Linked DNA regions of Homo sapiens: all the other regions are linked to region 2. Evidence: chromatin loops called from intact Hi-C (ENCODE). Cell type or tissue: mammary epithelial cell. All regions are shown on one strand. Each heading gives the region's core, and the rest is flanking DNA. Links, peaks and the distances in the headings are about the cores only. Region 1 has its middle 69 kb from the start of BMAL1. Region 2 has its middle 25 kb from the start of LINC00958. Region 3 has its middle 93 kb from the start of BMAL1.

Region 1 (8,357 bases), core at 1,054-6,053, 240 kb after region 2:
GTGTGAAAAATAGCCAAACACTGGAAACAACACAAACGTCCATCAACGATGGACAAATAAACTGAGGAATACCCATACTACACATTCTTGCTGTGTTCATGCTATACAGCAATGAAAGTGACCAAATTCCTGCTACCTGTATCAACATGGTTGAATCTCACAACAATAACGTGAAAAAAGAGAAATCCAACAAAAAGAACAATACATTACATGTGATTCGAAAACAGGCAGAACTATCAATGGTGTTAGAAATCAGAGTCATGGTTGCCTTGAAGGAGTAGGGCAGCACCTGGGAGGGGACACCTGGGTACTAGTGATATTTACCTTCTTACCCAAAGGATGATTACACAGGCACGCTTAGTGAGTGAAAATCCATCAGACTATGCATGTACGATTTGTACAATTTCCAGATTTGTTTTCAAAATTTATTTTTTTTAAGTCTCAAAAATCAAAGTCCCCCCAGTAACTTTAATGCATAGCCAGGTTCAAAACATTACCTTCTTTACTGTGTCACCAGTACCTTCTCAAGGACCCAGTAGAAGACAACTCCAATTCCAAAATTATTATTTTCTTTTCACTCTCTCATACACAGCAATTCATTGTCTCCCTCTCTGCTCAGGAAAACCTTCACTTTTTATAGGCAAACAAATCCATTAAGGTGTGTCTTCAACAAAAGGACTTTTTTTGGGGTGGGGGGGACAGAGTCTGGCTCTGTCACCCAGGCTGGAGTGTCAGGGCATAATCTCGGCTCACTGAAATCTCCTCCTCCCGGGCTCAAGTGATCCTCCCACCTCAGCCTCCTGAGTATCTGGCACTACAAGTGCACGCCACCACGCCCAGCTAATTTTTGTATTTTTTGTAGAGACAAGGTTTCACCATTTTGCCCAGGCTGGTCTTGAACTCCTGAGCTCAAGCAGTCGGCTCACTTCAGCCTCCCAAAGTGCTGGGATTACAGGCATGAGACACCGCACCTAGCCAATTTTTCCCCCTTAGTGAATTTCTGTCACCATACTAGGCTAACAACCTGAAACTGCAGCAATATTTTCTTTCCTCCCATTACTTTTATAAAGTTCTCAGCACAACAGTTAGTGCAGAATAAACATCGGGAAAAAAAAAAGAAAGAAGATATGAGGTCAGGAATCTGGAAAATTAAGAGTAAAAATCTGAAGCTGGAAGTACCTGATCAAACTTAAGAACTGAAGGAACCAAGCTGTAGAGAGGGAGGGGGAAGCAGTGAAGGTTAGCAAGCAGTATTACCAGCGTCTGGCCTGCCCTGAAATCCACACAAAAGTAAAATGTGACCCTTTGTGTTTCACTTCCTGTGCAGATGGTGGGGGAAGTGGGGAGAAGTCCCAAGAACTGTGCGACACTGCAGCTATTGCTTGAAACTGCCAAAATTTGGAAAGGCACATTCTATTTGCATTACTTTGCATGCAAAGTGTGTATGAGCAGCAAAGCTCCATTTCTGTTTACTGCCCAGCTTCTCCTGTTTTCAGGCTTGACTGGCTAAATTTTGAAAAAGACTCCAGCAGAGACCGCTTGTACGCACCAGTATCTGTGTTCTCCTCTTCCACCTTGGACATATACCTAAATTATACTTCCCAGCCTTCTCTGCATTCAAGTGAGGACTTCTGTCTGGGTTCTGGACAATGGATTTTACACAGAAGGGATGTAGACCACTAACAGGCCTGACCCGTGAAATCTCCCCAGTGTGATACTTGCTCTTTCCCCATCTGCATGGAGAAGATCCCTCTGACCCAGAGCAGGGGGATGTCTCGGTATGAAATAGCCTGAATGAAGGTCCCTTGCCCCATCTATCCCTATGCAAGAAATAAATTTATTCCTTGTAGTTAAAGCTTGGGGCTATTTGCTGCCATCGTTAGCCTCTTCTGACTAATTCAGAGACTATGGTTATCTCTGTGTCATTCTGATGTGTGTCTTTCTCCCTGATCTCTTAGTACCATGTCTCCCCACACAGCTATCTGGTGGCCCCAAGTCTCCCATATCTAAGTGAGCCTGACTTTTGGAAGAACCCCAGAATCTCTGCTTACTTCCTTTTTCCTTCTATCCCATTCTAGTAACTAATCAAGCATAAAACCAGAGCGGTTAGGTGAGATGAGAATGGAAGCGCATTCCAGAAGTGTTGGTTAGGCTTCCTGAACTAGAAATTCTACTCATGGGAATTTATCCTGAGGAGATTAATCAACATAAACAAAAAGATGTTCCTCGAAGTATTAAGCACACTAACAAAATAATTAGAACCTGCCTAAATATTCAGTTGTGGGCCGAAAGGTTAGTAAATTATGATCAATTCACTCACCTAAATATTATGAAGTAATTAAATATGACAACTAGAAAGCCTACAAGATGGAAAAATTTATTAACGTATTATTAAGTGTAAAAAGCCAGAATATAAAAATGTGTTTTCACAATAGTAAGCAATATGTAAAATGATGCATGCAGCCTGGCCCTGCTAGGGTAAATTTATTCAGAGAGGCATCCAAATGGTCAGACCAGCAGCCACTCACAAGCACCTGGGCATCTCAGTCTTCAGGGACAGTTCATTGTGGATTGGTTTATAATTATTCCTGGAATTGCATCTACATTGCAGACAGTTTCATTCCAAAGAAGAGCCTGGGCCAGCAACGAGAACTCTGTGGAGTAGTAGCTGTCTGATTCTCTGTCCCAGGAGAAACAATGAAAGGCACCTTGGCACACTCCCACTAATCAGAGGTGGGGAAACACAAAGTCACATCCCCACCTCAGACACAGCTGGAACCCCAACATACTTGGATGGCCTAGGTCTTTACCTCCTAGGCCACGTGGTCAGCTGGAAGTGGCACTGCTCTGCCTCACTTGCAAATGACGAGGCCTCTCCCGCATCAAAAGTGTACTCGCTCGGGAGGCTGAGGTGGGAGGATGGTTTGAGCCCAGGAGGTTAAGGCTGTAGTAAGTTGTGATCACCCCATCCTGAGTGACAGAGAGAGACCCTATCTCTAAAGGACAAAGAATTAAACAAACAAAAACCAAAAAAAAAGTCTAGTAGCTGAGCCATGTCCTCAGGACACACCTAGGAGAAGGAATAAAGGAATCAGTGCGTTTGCAATGGAGACAGCTCCTCCTGGCTGCCTTGGGGTGAGATTCGTATTCTAATGGGTGCAAATCTAGAATTAAGTTCTATGCCTGATGAGAGGGTTGCACAAAAGACCAGAACAAGTGAAATATTTACCCTGTAGCATCGAGGATCATTGGAACATCTTTGCAAGGGATGTAAAAGGTAAGGGTTTGGAGTTTCAGGTGTGACAGGAAGAAAGAAGATGAAGCCCAGGGTAAGAATGCAGGGGAGGAGGGGCCGGGTAGGAGCAGAGACAGCAAACCTGAGGAGCAGGAGGAAAGTAGTGAGCACTGCAAGAATGGGAGGGAGCAGGGGGTGCTTTTAGAAGGAGTGAGTTATGCAGCACAGGGCCAGGCCTGTGGGTGCAGGCGCTTGCTCCTCCAGCCTTGTCCCCCACCCAGATCTGAAGGCTCCGTGCTCTCTCCCGCTTCCCCACCATTTTCTCTGCCCAAGTGCCTTCTGCCTGCTGATTGCCCTTATCTTTTTAGACTTAGCCCAGCTGATACCAGCTCTGTGAAGTGTTTCCCGATATTCCTCTCTCTCCCGACTTCCCTCTCTCCCCGAGTTAAGGACTTCCTGCTCTAGTGTCCCCGCAACGCCATCCACAGACCTCACCACAGCAGCTATCGCATTGCTGTAATTATTTCAAATTCCTCTTCCCCTACTAAACTGTGAACTCCCTGGGCAGGGGCCATGTTCTATTCATCTTTTCACCCCTTGCATGGGGCCTGACAAATAAGAAGTGTTCAAAAAGTCAACTGAATGAATTGAAAAAAAAAAAAACAAAACATTTCCTTGGATTCAGCTGAAAAGGCAATTGCAGTAATTTGAATTGTGCAATTTCCATTGTGTCGCCTTTGAAAAACAGTTTCACTTTTCCTCCTACTACCGATGACTCATTCCTGGGGCAGATAACACACATTTCTGAGGTGCAGAACTTCACTACATCAAATCTTTTGAAAATCTGTTTTTGAGTGTTCTTGTCTAAAGAGAAAAACATGATGAGCTTTCGTAATCCCTCAACTCAGCACTGAGTGATGGAATACTAAAGATGTTTTGGAAACCCTTTGATTACTGCAAAGCATACAAAGAAGAACGGGTGGGTGAATGATAAAAATAAAACGCTAGCATTGGCTACATGCACTGATCGCTTAACAAATGGTAGTTAATGTCAGGCATTTGGCTAAGTGATTAGCCCCATTTTCTCACTCAATACACAGAACACCTTACGAGGTCACCCTGATTGTCCCCACTCAGACAGGGAAATTGAGAATCAGAAAATGTTGGTAAATTTCTGTAAGCGGCAAAACCAGCATTTGAACCCAGACCTGTCTGATTCCAGAATGGTGCTGTTAACAACGAGGCCCCTATTTCTTCTAGACTGAGAAGGCACACACTGAAGTTGGATGCTGATTTTTGACAAGCCAGTGTCTAGGCAGGGACCCCACACAGCACCCCCATCCAGGCATTTCTGGGCAAACATGGTTTCAAATGGGCAAAGTGAAGATGAACATCCGCCCTCACATGAAACCTACATGATAATCAGCTGGCTTCTTCCAACTGCCCCTCTCTGCACCAAGTGCAGCCCTGGTGGCCTTATCTCCTGTCCACCCACACATAAGGGCAAAACAAAACCTTTTCTGCTAGGAGCAAAGATTCTAGCTCACTGCTTAATTACAACTTATTGCTCCTTGTCCCAGCAGTACCATGGCAACAAGTAGCATTGGCACAAGAATCAAAAGGGAGAAGTGTTGCCTAGCAACATAGTAGAAAAAGCTTTAGGATTCTGAAGGCCCGAGTTCTAGTTCTGGTTCTGACTCCCTGGGGCACTGTGGATAAGACCCAACTCCTCTGATCCTCCGTTTTTTGTCATCTGTAAAATGGGGGCAACTCATTCCATACATGTAGGATTGCTGTCAGGATCATTATTTTCGGGAGAGGAAAATTATGCCATGGATTAAGGCAGAAAGGGGAAAATGTGAAAGACTTACTAGGCCATGACATACTTTAGCCACTCCATGAAGAGTATACATTGGTAAAGCCTTTTTGGAGGTCATTAAGTAATAGCAGTCAATATTTAAATGTAGGTACCCTTTAACTCAGCAACTTCCTCTCTAGACATTGGTTCACGAAGATACACATAGGAGGTGAAAAACTGGAAACTACCTAAACGGTCTATTAAAGAGGGACTATAATAGATCAACACAATAGAACACTACAGAAGTTTTAAAAAATGAAGGAGCTTTTCTTTACTGACACGGAGAGACTTCTAACATACAATGTTTAGTGAAATGAAGGCAAGTCACAGACACACACACACACACACACACACACACACTCATCCATTCACAAATATACACAGGAAAATGCATGTCAGAAAGCCTGGAAGGACCTATGAGAAAATGTTAACAGTGGTTACCAAATTACTTCTCACTACTCCCCAAATAGGCTGTTTCCCCGCTACTTTTGCAAATGCCATTCCACCTCCCTAAAACGCCAGTCCTCCTTTCCACCTTCTGAACCCCAGCCCATCCCTCAGAGAGTAGGTAAGCAGCATCTCCTCTCCAAAGCTCTGCTGGTTCCCATCAGTGGACTTTACATCTCCCTCTGTGTCTGTATTGTCCCTATCATAACATTGAATTTTAATTATTTGTTTATGTATCTACACTCCCCCTTCCCAGTAGTCTATGAGCTCCTTGGGGAGCAGAATCACGTCTCATTCATCTTTGTTCCAGCAGGGCCTACCCAAGGCCATTAGTGCATTGAATGGAAACAAGAGGTTAAAACATGGTCAGAAATGAGAACAGCATGTGGAAGCTGTGAGCCCCAGTTTTTTCCAAAGCACCCTCCCAGACCATGCTTTCACGTATATTCATAGCTCAGAAGGTGTGCTCCAAGGACAAGAGGAGGAGAAAGTCAGTTTACCTTGATTATCTCTGTAAAGAACAACAACAAAAAAAAGAAAACAAGAAAGTCAGAAAGCCATGGATAAGGAGTGAGCTGGGTAAAAATTGCTTGAAGCAAACAAACAAACAAAATCCCAAGAGGTGTGTATGCATGTCAGCAAGTCATCCACAATCTGGGCAGCAGGTGGCACAAGTAACCTAGATTTCTTAGGCCACTGCAGAAGGAAGCCGCAGAGGTAAGGATTTGGAGAAACTGGGAAGCTGGGAGCATCATCCCAAGCCACTCTTTTGCCTGCCTGATTGCAGTACAAGACATAAAGGCAGTCCTGTGAGGATTTCAAGTCCTAGACATCTGCCTTTCCAACCACCATCCTTCACCCTCTTAGTCCATCCTCCACCCTCTTCAGTCCATCCTTACTATGGCCAATTTTGTTATTTGCCAACCTGCCTTCCTTTTTGAGGAAAATGAGCATTTCCATTCATATCAGTGGCAGTGAATATTCATAAGACCTCTTCGAAGGGAAATGTAGCAGGGCTGATCAAAAGAACACTTACCCTGGAGGAGACAGATAATAATTCCTTAACAGATCTAACTGCAATCATGGATTGGATGTTCATCATTATTTGATTTTCCTCTTCTGGGGCAATGGATTCATAAATTATTTTAAGGGTATATGAGCAGATAAACAAGTTACCTTGACTACTGACTATAGTAAAGGTTGAATTTTGTATATTAATGTAGTTATTTTGATAAATTTGGTAGTAATTATTATAACTTTACATAATAAATTTATGGAAAATATAGACATACAATTGCATAAAGCTAGGTGGGCTAATTAAGTACCATCATATTGCTGGTGAGGGTGGCTGTTATTATTATTACACAAAATATATTTATTCTTTGAACAAATATTTATTAAATGCTACATATGCAAAAACTACTTATGAAATGACCATCAAGTGCCAGGTACTGTTTTTGGTGCTGGGAAAAAATAAATCAGTGACAAATTCTCTGCCCTTATGAAGCTTTCAATGTAACAAAGGAAATAAATACATATATATTATTGCCATATACATACACACATATATGGCAAGTGATTATAACTGCTATGAAAAAAGAATAAAAGATTATAAAAAAGAAAAAAGAAAACTATTAAAAAAAGAATGATGGAGGCTGTTATTTTTAATTGGGTGCTCAAGTACTAATTGTGCTACAGACTCAATGTTAATTCAAAATCATACATGATTCCTACCTCCCCAGGACTCTACTGTCAGTGAGAGAAAGAACCACTACTCAAATAATGACACTATAATATAATTCTCTATTGCTATTGGTGCCATGAAGAAGTACATGCATGGTGTTATGAAACTTCATAAAAGATAAATGTGACCTGACTTTTTTAGGGAAATCAGGAAAGATTTCCCTAATAAAGTAATGCTTGCAATGATATATGAGGCATAAGTAGAAGTTGACTAAACCAGGGGTATGAAGAATATTCCAGGTAGAAGGAAGTGCTCTGCAAAGGCCCTGTGGCAAGGGGAAAATAGGGGAGTATGAAGAAGGGATAGAAGGCTGGAGTGACTAGAGAAGAGAGAATGACATGGGCGGAAAGGCGAGAGGAAACCTATAGGCAATAGTAAAGGTTTTGTCATTGTCCTAAAAGAAATGAAGAGTCATCATGGGTTTTAAGCAGAGGATGACATAATTAGATAGCTACTTCAAAAAGATGACCACAGGTGCTCTCTCGAGACTGGACTGAAGGGACTCAGATTAGATACAGGATGGCCCAGTTGAGAAGTGATAGCAATAGTCCTTGAAAATAATAATGTTGACTTGGACGAAGGCTTCTACTTGTTGGAGATCAAGAGAAATCAAGAAAAACAGTGAACTTGAGAAACTTTTAGGAGGGAAAAGAAACAGCCCTTGGTGGTAAATTGAAGACAGGATGTACAAAAAAGGAGATACCAGCAATGGCTCTTAGGTTTCTGGCTTGTGCACCTGGATGCACGGTGGTACCACCCTCTAAGACAGAGAACTCTGAAAGAGGAGGAGGTATGTGGTAAAAGATTATGGGTTTGGTTCGGGGTCTGTTGAGTTTGAGCTGCCTTTGGGATTTCCAAATGAAAATATCAAATCAAAAACTGGATCTGCACACCTGGAACTCAGAGAAGAGGTTGAGTCTGGAAATACAATCATCTAGGTCCTCTACAGATATCTGAAGCTGTGGGTGAGGATGTGATCACCTAGGAATAGATTACAGAGTAAGAAAAGGGAGGGACACCAGTATTTGATGATGAGAATGGGACGTGTAAGCCTGCAAAGGATACAGGAAAAC
Region 2 (8,357 bases), core at 1,300-6,299:
TTTCTTTTTTAAGTAAATATTCCATTGTATTCCACATATGTATGTATATATGTGTTTGAGACAGGGTCTTGCTCTGTCACCCAGGCTGGAGTGCAGTGGCACAATCACAGCTCACTGCAGCCTCAACCTCCTGTGCTCCGGTGATCTCCCACCTCAGCCTCCTAGTAGCTAGGACCATAGGTGTGCACCACCATGCTCAGCTAATTGTTGTACTTTTTCTAGAGATGGGGTTTCACCATGTTGCCCAGGCTGGTCTTGAACTCCTGGGCTCGAGTGATCCTCCCACCTCAGCCTCCCAAAGTGCTGGGTTTACAGGCATGAACCACTGCACCCGGCCCCATTGTATTTATATACTATAATTTAATTATCCATCAGTAGACACTTGGGTTGCTTCTGTCATTTTCTTTCTTAAAAAGTATTTTGGAGACTATCATAAATAAAAATGTTTTAAAACTCCATTTTGAATTGTTCATTGCAAATATATAGAAATTCACTTGACTTTGGCATATTGACCTTGTATCCTTTAACCTTGGTAAACTCACATATTGTTCTAGTAGCTTTTTTTAAACCATTATATGACCTTGTCATCTGCAAATTTAGACAGTTTACTTTTCCCTTTCCAATATGTATGCCTTTTATTGCTTTTTTTAAAATCTTTTTAAAAATATTGAACTGACTGGGACCTTCGTACAAAATTCAGTGTTAGTAGTGAAAGTGGGTATTCATGCCGTCCTTGTTTCTAATCTTAGGAGGAAAGAATTCATTTCTTCACAATTAAGTATGATCTAAATAGTGGATTTTATAGCATGAGAACAGTTATAATAGTAGCTTTAAAATCCTTGGTGGATAATTCCAACATCTGGGTCATCTTGGAGTGAATCTCCGCTATCTTTTCCCTTGAGAATGGGTCCCACTTTTCCAGTTCTTCATATGTCGAATAAGTTTGGATTGTACACATTATAAACGTTAAGTTGTGGAGGCCCTACATTCTGATAAGAGAACACCTTTTCTCTAATAGGTTTTGTTTATTTTGTTTTAGCAGGCATTTTTTTGTGATTGAACTCTAACTTCAAACTCTGTTTCTCAGGTGGCAGGTCCAGTCTCTTTTAGACTCTTTTGTCTCTGGCTGAGATGCTTTTGTTTTTGCTGTGTGTGTCCGTGGTTTGGGATCAGCCACAGACAGGAGCAGAAAGAATTTGGGAATTCCCTCTTTGGCTCTTTCTCTTCCAGAACTCTTTCTTCTCTCTTTTGGCAGTTATAGTTGCCCTGAACTCAACCTTCCATTTTCATAGTCCAAAAAGATGGCTGTTTTTCCACCAGCACCACACCTGGTTTGCACAATGGCTGCACCTGCCTCCAAGCTAAAAACAGCAAAAATGGGCGCTCACTTCCTGTAACATCTTTTCTTTATTGCGTGGACTTCCCACCAGAATCTGCCTGCTCTGTCCACTTTCCATTGTTTTCAGGTAGCTGCATTTTGTATTATGTCCACCTAGAAAAACCACATCCAGTCATTCCTGGAAGCAGAAGTCTGGTATGATGTGTTAAGGACAAATATTAAGATGCCTCTCTCCCTCTTTTTTTTTTTTTTTTTTGCAGTATTTAGATGCTTTTTTGTTGTTGCAGGTTTTCAGCTCCGGCATGGGCTTCCCTATTCTGCTGTGAAATTAATATGACATCTAGTGGCTTGGTAAAGAAGATCTGGACTGATTTTAATGGACACATCTGGATTTGGGGCTTCTTAGGTGTGGAGGTGGAGACAGGGGCCAGTGGTTACCATTACGTTTCAATGGTTGGTTTTTAAGAAATATTTGTTGGAAAACAAAAACTGACACACATAAAGACCTTGAATTCAATCTACTCCTTAATAGTTAGGAAAGAAAGAAGAAGGGAGGGAAAGAAAATGGAAAAGAAAATAGGAAAGAAGGGTAAGAAAAGAGAAAAGGGGCTGGATGTTGTGGCTCATGCCTGTAATCCCAGCACTTTGGAAGGCTGAGGTGAGAGGATCACTTGAGCCCAGGAGTTTGAGACAAGCCTGGGCAACACAGGAAGATGACCCCATCCCTAAAAACAGTTTTAAAAATTAGCTGGCATGGTGGTGTGCATCTGTAGTCCCAGCTACTCGGGAGGCTCAGGTGGGAGGATCACCTGAGCCCGGGAGTTCAAGGCTGTAGTGAGCCGTGATCACGCCACTGGACTCCAGCCTGGGTGACAAGAAATGAGAGGAAGAGAAGACAGAAGGCAGGAGGAGAAGGAGAGCTGGGATGATGTGGGCAAAGGGCGTTCAGGGAAGAGGAAGCAAAGCTAAGGGCCTAGAAATATGAAATAACCTGACAGATCCAGAAACAGGAATTGGTGGGAAATATGGCTTATAAAGTGGTCTGGGCCTGCGCGAGAGCTCTCATGGCGTGGGGTGGAATCCACATTCTGTACAATGGGCACGGGGCAGCCCTTCGAGGGCATCACCATCAAGGGAGTGCCCTGGATCCTCCGTGCTCATGTCCACTCCTTGCCTCTCCCCTCCTCTGCAGTGCAAGGAAACTCAGCCCTGTTGCCGGTCTTCTCCAGGTGCTGAATCAGCTGCCTTTCGCTGAGTGGCCAGTGGAAGGTTCTGGTAGGAAACAGGGTGGGAAGAAGGGAGAAGTTAGGGTCTCATCCCGTCTCTCTCCATCTCAGGTGGCATATCCAGCAGTGGCTCTTTTTCCTTCATAGCTCCAGCTCCTGCCAGAGGGACCCTCACAGGTTCTGGCTCCTGCCAGTGATCTGGCTGGGGGATCTGGGAACAGCACCTTACCCCTTCACTCCTTCATCCTAAGAATGGCAGTGACTTTGTATTCCTGAGAATCTTGGGATTTCTCTTCCCAGCACCTCCACCAATTCCCTGCATCAGATTCCCTTTGTTGTAACTACTTGGAGTGGTGTCTATCTTCCTAGTTAGCCCCTGAATAATATCGGGGGGACACTGGCCCCCCACTGCTCTGGTTTCCACACAGAGGGCTTTTTCTCTAAATCCTCCTGGCGTCTTGCTCTGCTCCTTAATCCTCCCGATGGAAGTGTGCTGAGTTAGCTAACTAGTGGGTGACAGCAGTCGGCCCACACTCTCATTTGCGTGGATCTCTCCTGGTGGAACTGGGGAGTGCATTTTAGCATGCTCATCATTGCCAAGCTCTGTCCTCCAGAGTAGTCTGTTCTGTAATGCAGGTGATATTTTAATCTCCATCTGTCTGACTCCCTGAGTCTGAATTGGTTCCCAAGGCTGGGACAAGGAGTCCTGTTTTTTTGTTTGTTTGTTTTTTTGTTTTTTTCTTTCTCAAACTCCAATAGCAAGGAAGTGGAAAAAAGATTAGACTTTTGGCCCGGCGCGGTGGCTCACGCCTATAATCCCAGCACTTTGGGAGGCCAAGGCAGGCGGATCACGAGGTCAGGAGATCGAGACCATCCTAGCTAACACGGTGAAACCCTGTCTCTACTAAAAATACAAAAAAATTAGCCGGGCGTGGTGGTGGGCGCCTGTGGTCCCAGCTACTTGGGAGGCTGAGGCAGGAGAATGGCGTGAACCTGGGAGGTGGAGCTTGCAGTGAGCCGAGATTGCGCCACTGCACTCCAACCTGGTGACAGAGCAAGACTCTGTCTCAAAAAAAAAAAAAATTAGACTTTCAGTACCACTACATTATAGCCAAGAGAAACTGATTCCCCTCAGCCTGGCATATTAGGGAGAACCTTACCTGCAACTCCTCTCCCCACATATTCTCCTAAACTTAGACTCTTCAGGAACCACTGAGACTCTGTCATAGCCCTGACGTGCAATGTCAGGAGCAGGGAATAATGAGGCCAGCTTCAGAGTGTGGGAGATAGTGGCACAGGCCCCACCCTCACAAATGTCCACAGCTTAGCTTAATACTCTGTTCGCTGTCTTGAAACTCTCACTGTTTTTAAGAAGTTGTCCCACATTTTCATTTTTTCGCCAGACCCCTCCGACTATGTGGCTTTTCCTGGTACTCCCTCCCTCTTGGGCGCCCAAGCTCCTTGGATTGTTAAGGCTGGCGGTGCTGCCCAAAGCATCCCCCCCAGGACTTCTCGATATGGACAGCAGAGGGCAGCAAACTGCCATTTGAGGGCTCCTCACCCAGGACGACCCAGGGGTTTGAACCTGGCTTTATCCACGTGGGGTGAGAGGGGTGGGAGGAGGGTGGTATTAGTTGTTTGCGTGTTTTTAATAATTGAAAACCAGAAACCCGACACTCTGAGCACCACTTCAGGTGATGTGCTGTGTGGCATTTTCTGCCCTTGTGGAGTCCAACCATCCATTCTGAAACAGAGCAGTTCCTTTGACCTTGACAGTACAGTAAGTTAACGTTGTCCTTAGGTTCTCGGAACTACAACTTAAAGGGAAACCAATTTTACTACAGGCTAATGGCTATAAACTAGAGTTGAGTTCCTACAGTATATTTCAGGTCACAAAAACATCAGCAAACTTCTAGGTAAAGACTCAAAACACTTCTAATACTAAACACTGAAATAAATGTGAGCTATACATGCATTTGATGAATAAAAACAAGATCATTATTTACTTAGTAATTCCAGTTCAGGGTAATGAGTGCTCGAAGCCCCTCCTGGCAGCTCAGGGCACAAGGTGGGACCCAGCCCTGGATAGGATGCCATTCCCTCACAGGGCGCACTCACCCACACCCACGCTCGCTCCGACTGGGACCATGTAGACACACCAGTTCTCCTAATGTGCACATCGCTGGGATGTGGGAGGAAGTGGTAGTGCCTGGAGAAAACCTATGCAGACATGGAGAGAGAGTACAGACTCCACACAGAGTGTGGCCCCAGAAGGCATGGATTTTTTTTTTCTTATCCATGTTCTAATGAAATGGTGTAGGCTGGGCAACGCAGTGAGACCCCCATCTCCACAAAAAATTTAAAAATTAGCTGGGCATGGTGGTGTGTACCTGTGATCCCAGCTACTCAGGAGGCCGAGGTGGAAGGATCTCTTGAGCCCAGGAGGTTGAGCCAGCATTGTGTCACTGCACTCCAGCCTGGGTGACAGAGCAAGACCCTGTCTCAGAAAAACAAAAACAAAAACATGACATTATTTGAGGACCTGCTGTGCAAGCTAGTGGCCAGCATGTGCAGTGCCGCATGTCCCACGCTGCTCCTGATAATATCTAGATCAACTACAAAGAGTCTTCCAGGGGGTCTTCCCTGCATGGGGTCTTCCATATATCACCTCTAATCCTTACGGTACCTTAACAAAGTCTGTATTTTTATCTGCATTTCCCTGATGAGGAAACTGGACTCAAAAATGTACTTGATGTAACTTGTCCTAGGTCATACAACTGTGAAGTAGAAAAAGCTGGATTCAAATCCAGGTTTTACCTAGTCCACCTAGTGTCTAAAAGGTATGCTCCTTCTACAAGTCCAATGTGCCTCTGTGATGCATAAAAGGGACAATGACATTTTGTCTTGCCTTTACTTTGTAGGGTGAAGTTCTTGTCTGAAATAACAATCCCTAGGGCGGTGCCCCAGCCCTCTCCAAGGCACAGTGGACACCTGTAAACAGAAAAGCTCTCATGCACCAAATGCCTGTGATCTGGGATTGCATCTGTCATCAGGCAAAACAATGAGAGAAAAATGTATTAAAATCTTTTTGTTGTTGTTGTTATAATAATCCAACGGCCCATGCTACTCTCTCCTAAAGCCTCAAGTTCTCAGGAAAAGCTCATCATTGATTTGAGCCTAATGAAAACCGTCTTTGGTGAGCATGCTTCCACATTCCCAACCAGCTTGTAACAGTTCTATAGAAATGTGTTAAATTCAGAAGCTACTTAGAAGGCTTCCTAGCCTCCTAAGGCATCCCCAAAGCATGTCAATATCAGAATAAGACAGAGCTGACATTTTTCCTATTAGAAATGTTGTAGTCCTGGAATCGCAAACTCAAATGCACACCAGGGTCAGGCAAAACTTACAAATGCACGAAGCAGATCTGCTGTAACAGGCAGTATGTGCCTCACTGATGGGCATTCACAATGAAAACAAAAGTGCCGTGTGACTTAGCCCATCTGAGGGGTGAGGTTCATTGAGCCCATTATCTTTTGCTTTGCCTTAGTGGCTAGGGAATGCATGGCTGAACGACTATGGGTAGTGACAGTATGGGAAGGAGCGCTGTGTAGTGGCTAAGGCTGAGGGCTCTAGAATTACCCAGCAGGTTCAAATTCAGGTTCTATTATTGAGTAGCTGTGCATCTTTGGGCAATTTACTCCAGTTCTCTGAGACTCCATTTCTTTATCTGTGAAATGGTTTACCATGCAGTGTTGTGAAAAGTGAATGGGAAGGTGGATGCCAAGTGTTGACAGGACTCACACATGGAGGCTGTCATGCTATTCTCCTCCTCCAAAGTCGATCTGGAGTTTGGAAAGCAGGTATTCTGCTCCAGCAAAAGATGCTGCCTTGTTTCATGTTTAAATACCTTCTCCTGTGTCATGCTTTACATAAGCCCTTCAGCTGTTTTCAGAAGATAATTACACATTTTAAGTTCAACAACAATGAGTAAAATGGCCTTCCTTTGTTCCCTTTGCCTTCTCTTTAGCCCTTTGGGCTGAGGAGAGTATCTTGCCTGGAGTTGCTGGTAGGAAGAGAAGACCCTCCTTTATCCCAGGATGAAACTGCACATGGACTTTCTTGAATTTCACTGAGATAAACACCAGAGAAGCAAGTCCTGTTGCAACCCCCCAAAGCAACCTCTGTGAACCTGGGAAGGGGCACCTGCCAGATTCCCACAGTGTCAGAGTCCCCAAGAATGGGACCTCCTGCAGAAGCCCCCCAAGGACAAAGCTGAACCCTTCCCTGCTGAGCTGGGCTTCAGCCAAGAGGCCTTTTAGCAAAGGATTACAGTTCCAGCTGGGATCAACTGACTCCCTGAGGGATGAGAGGCAAGTTTGTCTGGGAAAGGGTCTGAGTTGGCAAGATCTGGGATGCTGGAGGGGCTCCTGGAAGGGAGGAAAATTTCCCTCCTCCAATGCTCCAAACACCTGGTTTGGACGAAACTCTGCTCTTCAACACAACCTGTGTACCTCTTTTTCTCTACACCTAACAAGGAAAGAAAATCAATGTGGTCATACTTCTGGCCATCCCAAACTCTGAATCCAAACTGGGGGTCTCCCACAAGACTCTATTTCTGTGGCCAGGACGCCCAATCCTGTCTGAAACTTCTTAGCATACAAAGTACAATGCACCTATTTTAAAACTTGGAGCCAGGTTTCAAAGGTGTTTTGTGTATTGTTTTACAATTAAACTATGAAGATCATCTATATTTCGTGGATGTAGATACAGGTGTTTGTGAACAGGGGTGGTAAGGCAGATTTATCAAAGTGATTATCACATTGAAATGTTAGAAGCTGCCTCCAATCCTTTTTGGAATGAGACTGGGTATGAAAATCAATAGGTAAATGCAAATTTAATTAAAATATGTGTCGATCAGTATCAACTGGCTCTAAGACAAGAGCTTTGAAAGGGGATTTATGCAGAAAAAGCCAAGTTGTAGGAACATAGGGAGCCAAGGCATTGGTTTCTAGATTTGGAGGGGAGATATGTAAAGTACTGGGGTTGGGCCTTGAATGTATTCACTCTCAAACTATCATCATGAGTCCCTGTCGGTAGGTGGTCTGGGGCAGGCTGGAGAGCCTGATGAGGTCAAGTCCATGGTGGGAAGAGGGACTGAATTTCCCCTGAAGAGAGCCTGCTATTCTTAGCACAGAATGGGAGAACTTGAGCACTTCACCCTTGACTCTTCCCTTCCTGCTCTTTCTCCTTCAGCCTCTTTTCCTTCTGCCTCCCCACACCCTCTTTGAAGCTCCAAAGTGGAGTAAGTGGCATTCCATATATACCTTTTCTTCCTCAGAACTTTGCCAACAGGATGAGGAGCCACCTTCAAGTGGAAACTTGAAGTCCTTTTCTTCTATCTCTTCCTTTAATCATGGCCCCTCCCTCCCACCTCTAATTGAATCATCCTTTCTCTCTTTAATAAATATTTTCAGAATTCCTATGCCATGAGTACTCTTTTAAGCTTGGACCTGTCCACAGAAGAGCCAAACCTGAGAGTCCTTGGTGATTGGCAGGCACAGGTGAAGTCCCTTTTCTTCCCTAATGAGGAGTCTTGACCTCCTTAACATTTTCCTTCCCTTATTACTGACGTCACTTTAGGACTCACCAGTCACATCTCTTCCATACCACCCTGGGGCCTGCATATTTTCTTAAACCACAGAAGGGAATTGACATTTACTGACACTTAATTATATTGAACACTTACTATGTGCAGCCTCCCTGGAGGGCATTGCTGTCCCTACTTCTCATGG
Region 3 (8,357 bases), core at 1,125-6,124, 220 kb after region 2:
CACTGTTGATGGGAGTGTAAACTAGTTCAACCGAGTGGAAGACAGTATGGTGATTCCTCAAGAATCTAGAACTAGAAATACCATTTGACCCAGCCATCCCATTAGTGGGTATATACCCAAAGGATTATAAATCATTCTGCTATAAAGACTCGTGCACACATATGTTTATTGCAGCACTGTTCACAATAGCAAAGACTTGGAACCAATCCAAATGTCCATCAATGATAGACTGGATTAAGAAAATGTGGCACATATACACCATGGAATACTATGCAGCCATAAAAAACGGATGAGTTCATGTCCTTTGTAGGGACATGGATGAAGCTGGAAACCATCATTCTGAACAAACTATCGCAATGACAGAAAACCAAACACATGTTCTCACTCATAGGTGGGTATTGAACAATGAGAACACATGGACACAGGGCGGGGATCATCACACACTGGGGCCTGTCGTGGGGTGGGGGAATGCGGGAGGGATAGCATTAGGAGAAGTGCCTAATATAAATGACGAATTAAAGGGGGAAGTAAACCAACATGGCACATGTATACATAAGTAACAAACCTGCACGTTGTGTACAGGTACCCTAGAACTTAAAATATAATAAAAATATTTAAAAAAAGAAAAAAAATAAATAAATAAAAGAAAAAAATATGCCTGCAAAGTACTATTGATTATATGTGAAATATTGAACATCTGCTTCTGTTAGCTTTTTAATCATTACATTTTAATTTCAATATTCTTTCAAATAAATCTTTTTTGATTTTATATGTAAGTCCCACTTAAGTTTTGGTGGATTTATTGCTTCATTACATGGTACATTTCTATAAACGAAAACACCACGTTTTTAAGCACTTCCTCATCAATTCAGGCTACAAACCTGTACTCAGCATATGACGTATCATATTTCCAAGTAAAAGTAGTCTGAATGTGTTTGATCTTCAGTTTTTCAGAATCACTCTCATTATTACCATTTGGTTTATTACTGCCACATTCAGAAAAGTTGTATCATTTCATGATGAAATGGTCCAGTAGAGCTTGTTTCGCCATCTGTGAATTAAAGTTAACAATAAATAGAACAACTTTTACTTCGTAATTTAAGTAAAATTTTAAGTTTTAAAACAGCCTTGATTAAAAATTAAAATAGTCATACAACTATTTTTACAATCTTACATTTTTCTCAGGTTTTTATAAACTTTTGGATTACAGTTGTTAGACCTTAAAATATCATGTTATTAATGTGGTCCTATTGCACTAGTTGTGTGATTTCTCACATTCCCTGTTGTACAAGTCCACGGACGTGTATTATGCACTTGGGTTTGCAGCAATGCCAAAGAGCTATAAAAGTTTCTAAATGCTGACTGACAAATTTTTTTTGAGACGGAGTCCCGCTGTGTCGCCCAGGCTGGAGTGCAGTGGCACAATCCTGGCTCACTGCAACCTCTGCCTCCTGGGTTCAAGTGATTCTCCTGCCTCAGCCTCCTGAGTAGCTGGGACTACAGGCACATGCCACCATGCCTGGCTAATTTTTTATATTTTTAGTGAGATGGAGTTTCGCCATATTAGCCAGACTGGTCTCAAATTCCTGACCTTGTGATCCATCGCCTTGGCCTCCCAAAATGCTGGGATTACAGACATAAGCCACTGCGCCCGGTCAACAATTTTTTCACTTAGCATATCACAGACAGATAAATAATTCATCATCCCACATGTGTAGCAGTGGCTTATACATCAAAACTTCGTTAAAATCCTCTTTAATCATCTCTCTCTCTCTTCCAAAAGTGCAACTCTCTCATCTTCTCTATCCCATAACCTATTCCTCTGATATGTGTTCCCTCTGGGCAAACCCAACTACCTTCTTAGTAAACAATTCTTTTACCTTCAGCCATTCATAACGTCTTCTACTCCCCCCAAGTCAGCAGAGCAAAAATCTCTTCCCCTGGACTTGCTGTTCTTAGACTATATATATATGTGTGTGTGTGTGTGTGTGTGTGCGCGTGCGTGCGTGTGTGTGTGTTGTGGGAGGGAGGTGGTTGATCACATGGTTTGAAGACTGCAATACAATTGTAAATACAAATATTTATAATTTAGTGTTTTGTTCTTGTAACAACAGTATATGATAGAGCAAAATTGAAAACTAACTGAGAACGCACTGGAAAATCGGTAAATAAGAATATAACTTGCAGGAACAGTATTCAGGTATTAAAATAAATTAAAAGTACCTGGTAACAACTACAGTGATTGCCTTTGAGTGGGGATCCTTCTACTCTGCCTACATATTTATTTTTTTGAAAATAATAAGTACATAGTTCTTTTATATTTTTAAAAGTATTTTTAAATATAAGATTACTTAAAAGAACATAATTCAATACACATTTTTCAGTGTTTGCCATGTTCTATGGTCTCTGCCAAGGAAATCATAGACTAACAAAACTGTATCACTTACATTTTGTAAAGGATGATACCAATGATTTTCAAAAAGCCCATTATAGAAGTTAAGAAAAACATTGTCAGGATTCAAATAGAAAAATGAGCCAAAGATATAATCATAAATTCATTTAAAAAATAAAAATGTTGAAGTCCACAGGTAGGAAATCTTCAGTAAGCAAAAAATTCTAGCTAAAGCAACTTAGACATACCGTTTTTTATCTCTAAATTATTGAAAATGTCAAGCAGTGATAAATAACACTTAATGCTGTGGAGATTCAGTGAGGCTGGTTCCCCCAAAGACTGCAGGTGGCAGTGTAAACTAGAACAAATGTTTACATTTCAGGACGTCTTCAGAGTTCCACAAATATTTATTGAATGTCCATTCATTCTTTCGTGGTGGAATGGAATTCACACTCAGCCCAATCCACCATTAATTTAGAGGTAACCTGATTGCCAGTTAGCTGCAAGTTGATTTTCTGTATTCCGTAATGCTTCTAGTCATACACTTCATACTGTTTTCAAATGATGCAATTTGAAATGATGTCAGGAAAATTCAGCATCTTTCATTTCCTCTACTTATCAGCAAATCTATGACAGGTATAGAGGTGGTCAGAAACCTGCCAAAAATGCTCCACCATTATCTGGGGGACCAGGCATGTACATGGTGATGAAAGTTGTCAATTAAACATTGCCCAATATCCTTCTCTGGAATTCTTGCCTAACAGGAAACCCCCAGTTTCTGCAAAGAAATTAAAAGTAGCGACAGAGGCATCTTTCAGCCAAAACATTTAAGAAAGTCATTTATGGAATTCTCACTACCCTCTTGGAAGTCAAAATGAAAGACGATGTATTTTATACATAACTTTGTAAAGTCTGCCCTCTATCATTCCTCATAGTAAATGCAGCCAGTATCCACAGATTTATTCTGTTTCAGATGAGATGAGATCCTAAATATTTTTATCTACAATTTACTGAGCACCTTCAATATGCCAGGCAACTAGTAGATGTATAAATGTTTGATCCCAGGTTGACACTTACTACAGCTCCACAAGGCAATAAAGTGCCCTTATTCCTATTTCACATCTAAGGACACATGCTCAGGGAGGCTAAGTAACTATGTCGAGGACACACAGCTGATAAGTCAAAGCTCCTGGATTGTAACCTGGTCTGTCCAGTGATAAAGCTCATATAGTCTTTATTCCATGTCACATTGGCTCCAATTTGCTTCTATTCTGACACTTTAAAATGTAGATATAGCCATATATTTATTGACACTCATTATCATTTCAGAAAGCCACAGAGACACCTAGTCAAACATAAAGTTTGTCAGAACACATATGAAAGAAAAGACAACCATTCAAATGCTAACTCAAGGAAGCCTTCAGACTTTGTAAACGTGCTTTTTGTTGCATATAATTCTTCCTAGTTAAATGGGCTTTCAGGCCACAGCAGCTCAGTGATCTCGGTAAGATGCATCTCCAAGCTGTGCCATTTCTGGATATCGTCTGGCTTCATGGGGTATGAATGTTTAAACACTGGCTACTGGTATTGCCGTACGAACTCAGCAGAGCTCTGTTGAAATCTTCAGCTGAACCACTTAAACCAAGTAAACAACTCACCTCCAGGCAGTGTGTTCCCAGCACCTATCAGATTGTCAGAGAACTGGAAGGAGTCTGACAGAACAATTTCCAGGGTCATTGGTCTACATATGAGGCAGGGGTCTAATCGTTTGACTGATGTGCTCATGCTACTGGGTAACCAGTGGGTTCCCTACATGAGTCACTTCCAAACACCCTCGGCTGCCAAAGGAGAGCAGGTTTAGTCTCCTCAAAATGGAAGACGTGAAAGAAGGGCAAGGGCAGCTTCTACAAGATTCAGGAATGCTGAGGTTCCCACGTGGCGTCAGTTCAAATGGCAGGGGCGTGGGTTATATGTGTCTTTCTTCACCTAGTAAATGAAGACATTTTCTCATCTTGGGGATTTGGTTGCTATGTATTTGAAACATTTCACCATAGAAACAATGTTAGGTCCAGCCAACCCATAAAATTCATTCATCATTGAATGCCATTCTTCACTCATGTATCTAAACAATCGTGTTGTGATGATGGAAGTAAATGTAAAAACATTTCTGGGGAAATCCCACTCCAGATTTCAACCTAGACCTTAGGAGCATATAGTCCTTCTTGTGGTGAAACCAGGAGATTCTTTTGTGTCATAGGTTCCTCCTCCACCCCCCAACCCCTTCACTCACACACATCTGCTGGGCAGGGACAGCAGGACTTCTCCAGCTCCAAGCCACTGCTGGAGCTCCCTTGGCCTGGGGTGGAGGCAGCAGTATGGGAGCAGGAGGGTGGGGAGTAGGGAACAGGTGGGCGATTGAGAACAGGCACTGAGGACTCATGGGCCAGGCCTTTTGACAGTATGACCCTCAATAGAGCAAATTCTCTGTCTAGGTCACTATCTGATCCCTCTCTTGCTTTTCTACCTCTGGTTTTAAATCTGGCCCAGTCTCCAGGCCCAGCCAAACCTAGTAAGCAAGAAGGCAATAGGTTGGGTTGTTTAGGGTCTGTGATGGTTAATACTGAGTGTCAACTTGATTGGATTGATGAATACAAAGTACTGATCCTGGGTGTGTCTGTGAGGGCTTTGCCAAAGGAGATTAACATTTGAGTCAGTGGGCTGGGAAAGGCAGAACCACCCTTAATCTGGTTAGGCACAATCTAATCAGCTGCCAGAGTGGCTAGAATATAAGCAAGCAGAAAAATGTGAAAAGAGAGACTGGCCTAGCCTCCCAGCCTACAACTTCCTCCTGTGCTGGATGCTTCCTGCCCTCAAACATCAGACTCCAAGTTCTTCAGTTTGGTGACTCAAACCGGCTTTCATTGCTCCTCAGCCTATAGACAGCCTATTGTGGGACCTTGTGATCATGTGAGTAAAAACTTAATAAACATGTATATATTCCATTAGTTCTGTCCCTCTAGAGAACCCTGACTAGTATGGGAAAGAACAGATGTTATGCTCATCCGACAGGTTAAATAAACAGTGATTAGGAAAGGAATTATTTATAAGGGTTAATGGAAACCAGAAGGCATGGTGACACACCTGGGGCTCACAAGGAAAAGAAGCCATTACCACCCTTAGGCCTGAAGGAACACAAGAAGGGAGAGGTTACCAGAACCCAAGGAGAATAGCTGCAAGAGAGGGAGGTTGGAATGGAGCTGTGGCCATCAGTCAAAGGAGACAGCACACACATTACCTGGTGAAGGAGATTCAGGAAAACAAACAACCTGCCCCTATTCTCTTCCTCCTGGCCTCTGATTTCATGTCTGTGCCTTCCATTGGCCAAACCTAACCAGAAGGCAGAGGGCAAAGGAGTCATTTGATACAGTCCTCAAAGAGTGCAGAGCAGGTGGAGATGGGTTTAAAGCAGATCCGCAGGGCCATGTGAAAAATTTATTAGAGGATAGGAGGGAAGTCCTGCATAATAAGATATGGAGAAACAAATACAATATGTATTTATTTCAGGAAGACATATCCCAAAAGAAAAGAGACAAGAAGCATAGAAAGTTGCTGGGCTGCACATGACCTGTCCTTCTCCCTAACTTATCAGCCAGAAAATCTACTCCCTCTCTTTGCTGAAGGAGGAATAAATGAGCGGGACTGAGAAAGCCAGGTATGCTACTCTAGTAGATATTCTTCCCATGCAGAAACATGAACAAAGAGAAAGAATGTTCTTCTCCAAGACCCACTGATATGGTTTGGATGTTTGTGTCCTCCAAATCTCATGTTGAAATGTATTCTCCAACGTTGGAGGTGGGACCTGGTGTTCACATGAGACCTGGTTGTTTAGAGGAGTGTAAACTTCCCCCTTTCTCTCTCTCATGCCTGTTCTTGCCATGTGACATGCCTGCTACTGCTTTGCCTTCCACCACGATTGTAAGCTCCTGAAGACCTCACAAAAGCCAAGCAGATGCTGGCACCATGCTTTCTGTACAGCTTGCAGAACCATGAACGAATTAAACCTCTTTTCTTTATAAGTAACCCAGTCTCAGGTATTCCTTTACAGTAACACAAATGGACTAACACAGAAAATTGGTTCTGAGGAGTAGGGCGTTACTATAAAGATAACTGAAAATGTGGAAGTAGCTTTGGAACTGGGTAACAGGCAGAGGTTAGAAGACTTTGGAGGGCTTAGAAGAAAACAGAAGATGAGGGAAAGTTTGGAACTTCTTAGAGACTGGTTAAATGGTTGTGGCCAAAATGCTGATAGAGATATGGACAGTGAAGTCCAGGCTGACAAGGTCTCAGATGGAAATGAGGAATTTATTGGGAGCTGGAGTAAATATTGCCGATGTTACATCATAGCAAAGAACTTGGCTGCATTATGTTCATGTCCTAGGGATCTGTGGAAGTTTGAACTTAAGATGATTTCGGGTATCTAGTGGAAGAAATTTCTAAGCAGTGAAGTGTTCAAAATGTGACCTGGCTGCTTCTAACAACCCATGATGAGATGTAGGAGCAAGACAATGACCTAAAGTTGGAACATATTTAATTTCTAATTTAAATTTTCTAATTTTCATTATGATGTCTTATTTAAGCAATTATTTATTTGGAAGGGTATCTCTAAACATTAGGGATTTTTTTAGAGTTATCTTCTAGTTTATTTTATTATTGTTTATTTCTGACTGACTTCCACTGTGGTTGGAAAACATACACTATTATTTTAATCTTTAGAAATGTGTTGAGATTTCTTTATGGATCAATAAATGGTGAATTTTGATAACTTCCCCTTGTGTATTTGAAAACATGTATTCTGTAGTTGTTGGATGCAGCATCCCACTGCACGTAAGTCAGATGCTATTTATGTTAAGTTGTACATTTTATTGCTCAAACTTTCAATATCTTTACTGACAATTTTTTCTCCTCATTCAAATAATTATTGGGTACCAATCTCATTATGATTACAGATTTTTCTGGTTTTACATTTAGTTTTAATCAATTTTTGCTTAATATTTGTATGTTATTAGGTACACACATTTCTTTATTTTTAACTCTCTCACATCCTCTTATGCTATCATTATCATGTATTTTTAATTCTACTAAATTTTCTAACTTTATAAGAAATTATTATTTTAGGTAGTATACATTCAGCTTTATTAAACATTTATCTTTTATGTTGCTCTTTATTTCTGCATTTACAGATTTTGAGGATTCTTTTTCATGTACCTCAACAACTCTCTTTTAAATTTTTTATTGTGGGTCTGCTGGTGATAAATTCTTTGTTGGTTTTTTCTTTCTTTTCTGTTTTAACTTTTTTTCATCCATAAACTTTTAATTTTCCTATATTTTTTAGAGAATGTTTTTGCTGGGTATATAATTAAAAGTTGGTAATTATTTTCTTTTAATACTTTAAAGGAATCACTGCATTCATTGTCTCTTTTGCTCTCATAATTTATTTTTATGTCTGCTGTTGATCTCATTGCTTCTCTAAAGGTAATATGTTTTAATTTGTCTGGGTGCTTTACATTTTTTTTTAGCAGTTTTTACTTGCCTTTTTTGGTAACACTTCTTAGCAGTTTTTACATACCTTCTTTGGTAATAATTCTGTAGATTGGTGTTTTTCATCAGTTTTTTGAAAATTTTTGGCCATTATCTCTTCAGATATTGCTTCTGATATATTATCTCCTCATTTATGGGACTCCAGTTACACATATCCCATATTTATTGACCATGTTTTGTATGTCTGTTATGCTCTTTTCTATGTTTTCTATCTTTTTCTTCTCCCCATACTTCCTTCAGTCTGGATAGTTTCCACTGAGTTTTCTCCCTTCAGTTGTGTCTAATATGCCATTCAAGCATCTACTGATATTTTACACTAGCTTTCTGTCACAGAATCTTCATTTGATTTTTTTAAATAGATTCCGGT

What was found. A loop is a pair of places that touch in the nucleus more often than their neighbours do. Peaks named below come from ENCODE experiments on the same cell type or tissue, not always from the same donor. Only the 100,000 strongest peaks of a DNase experiment are listed, where the experiment ranks them.
Region 1: a loop joins it to region 2, with 11 times the contacts of the local background. A loop is called at or near these places in 3 of 110 quality-filtered maps.
Region 3: a loop joins it to region 2, with 12 times the contacts of the local background. A loop is called at or near these places in 59 of 110 quality-filtered maps.

Annotation. Positions count from the first base shown.
Region 1 is chr11:13,204,330-13,212,686 of GRCh38, forward strand. No RefSeq gene overlaps it. Among named protein-coding and RNA genes, the nearest start is that of BMAL1, 69 kb to the right of the region's middle. RefSeq lists an enhancer at 2,919-3,476. In mammary epithelial cell, for the core only: a CTCF peak has its summit at 3,113; a DNase peak (open chromatin) is centred at 4,002; H3K4me3 peaks cover 605 bases; H3K27ac peaks cover 1,407 bases.
Region 2 is chr11:12,960,153-12,968,509 of GRCh38, forward strand. No RefSeq gene overlaps it. Among named protein-coding and RNA genes, the nearest start is that of LINC00958, 25 kb to the right of the region's middle. RefSeq lists a silencer at 4,137-4,196. In mammary epithelial cell, for the core only: CTCF peaks have their summits at 1,681 and 4,094 (motif pointing right); no DNase peak of the experiment used is centred there.
Region 3 is chr11:13,180,461-13,188,817 of GRCh38, forward strand. No RefSeq gene overlaps it. Among named protein-coding and RNA genes, the nearest start is that of BMAL1, 93 kb to the right of the region's middle. In mammary epithelial cell, for the core only: CTCF peaks have their summits at 2,729 (motif pointing right) and 3,305; a DNase peak (open chromatin) is centred at 3,011; H3K4me3 peaks cover 183 bases; H3K27ac peaks cover 622 bases.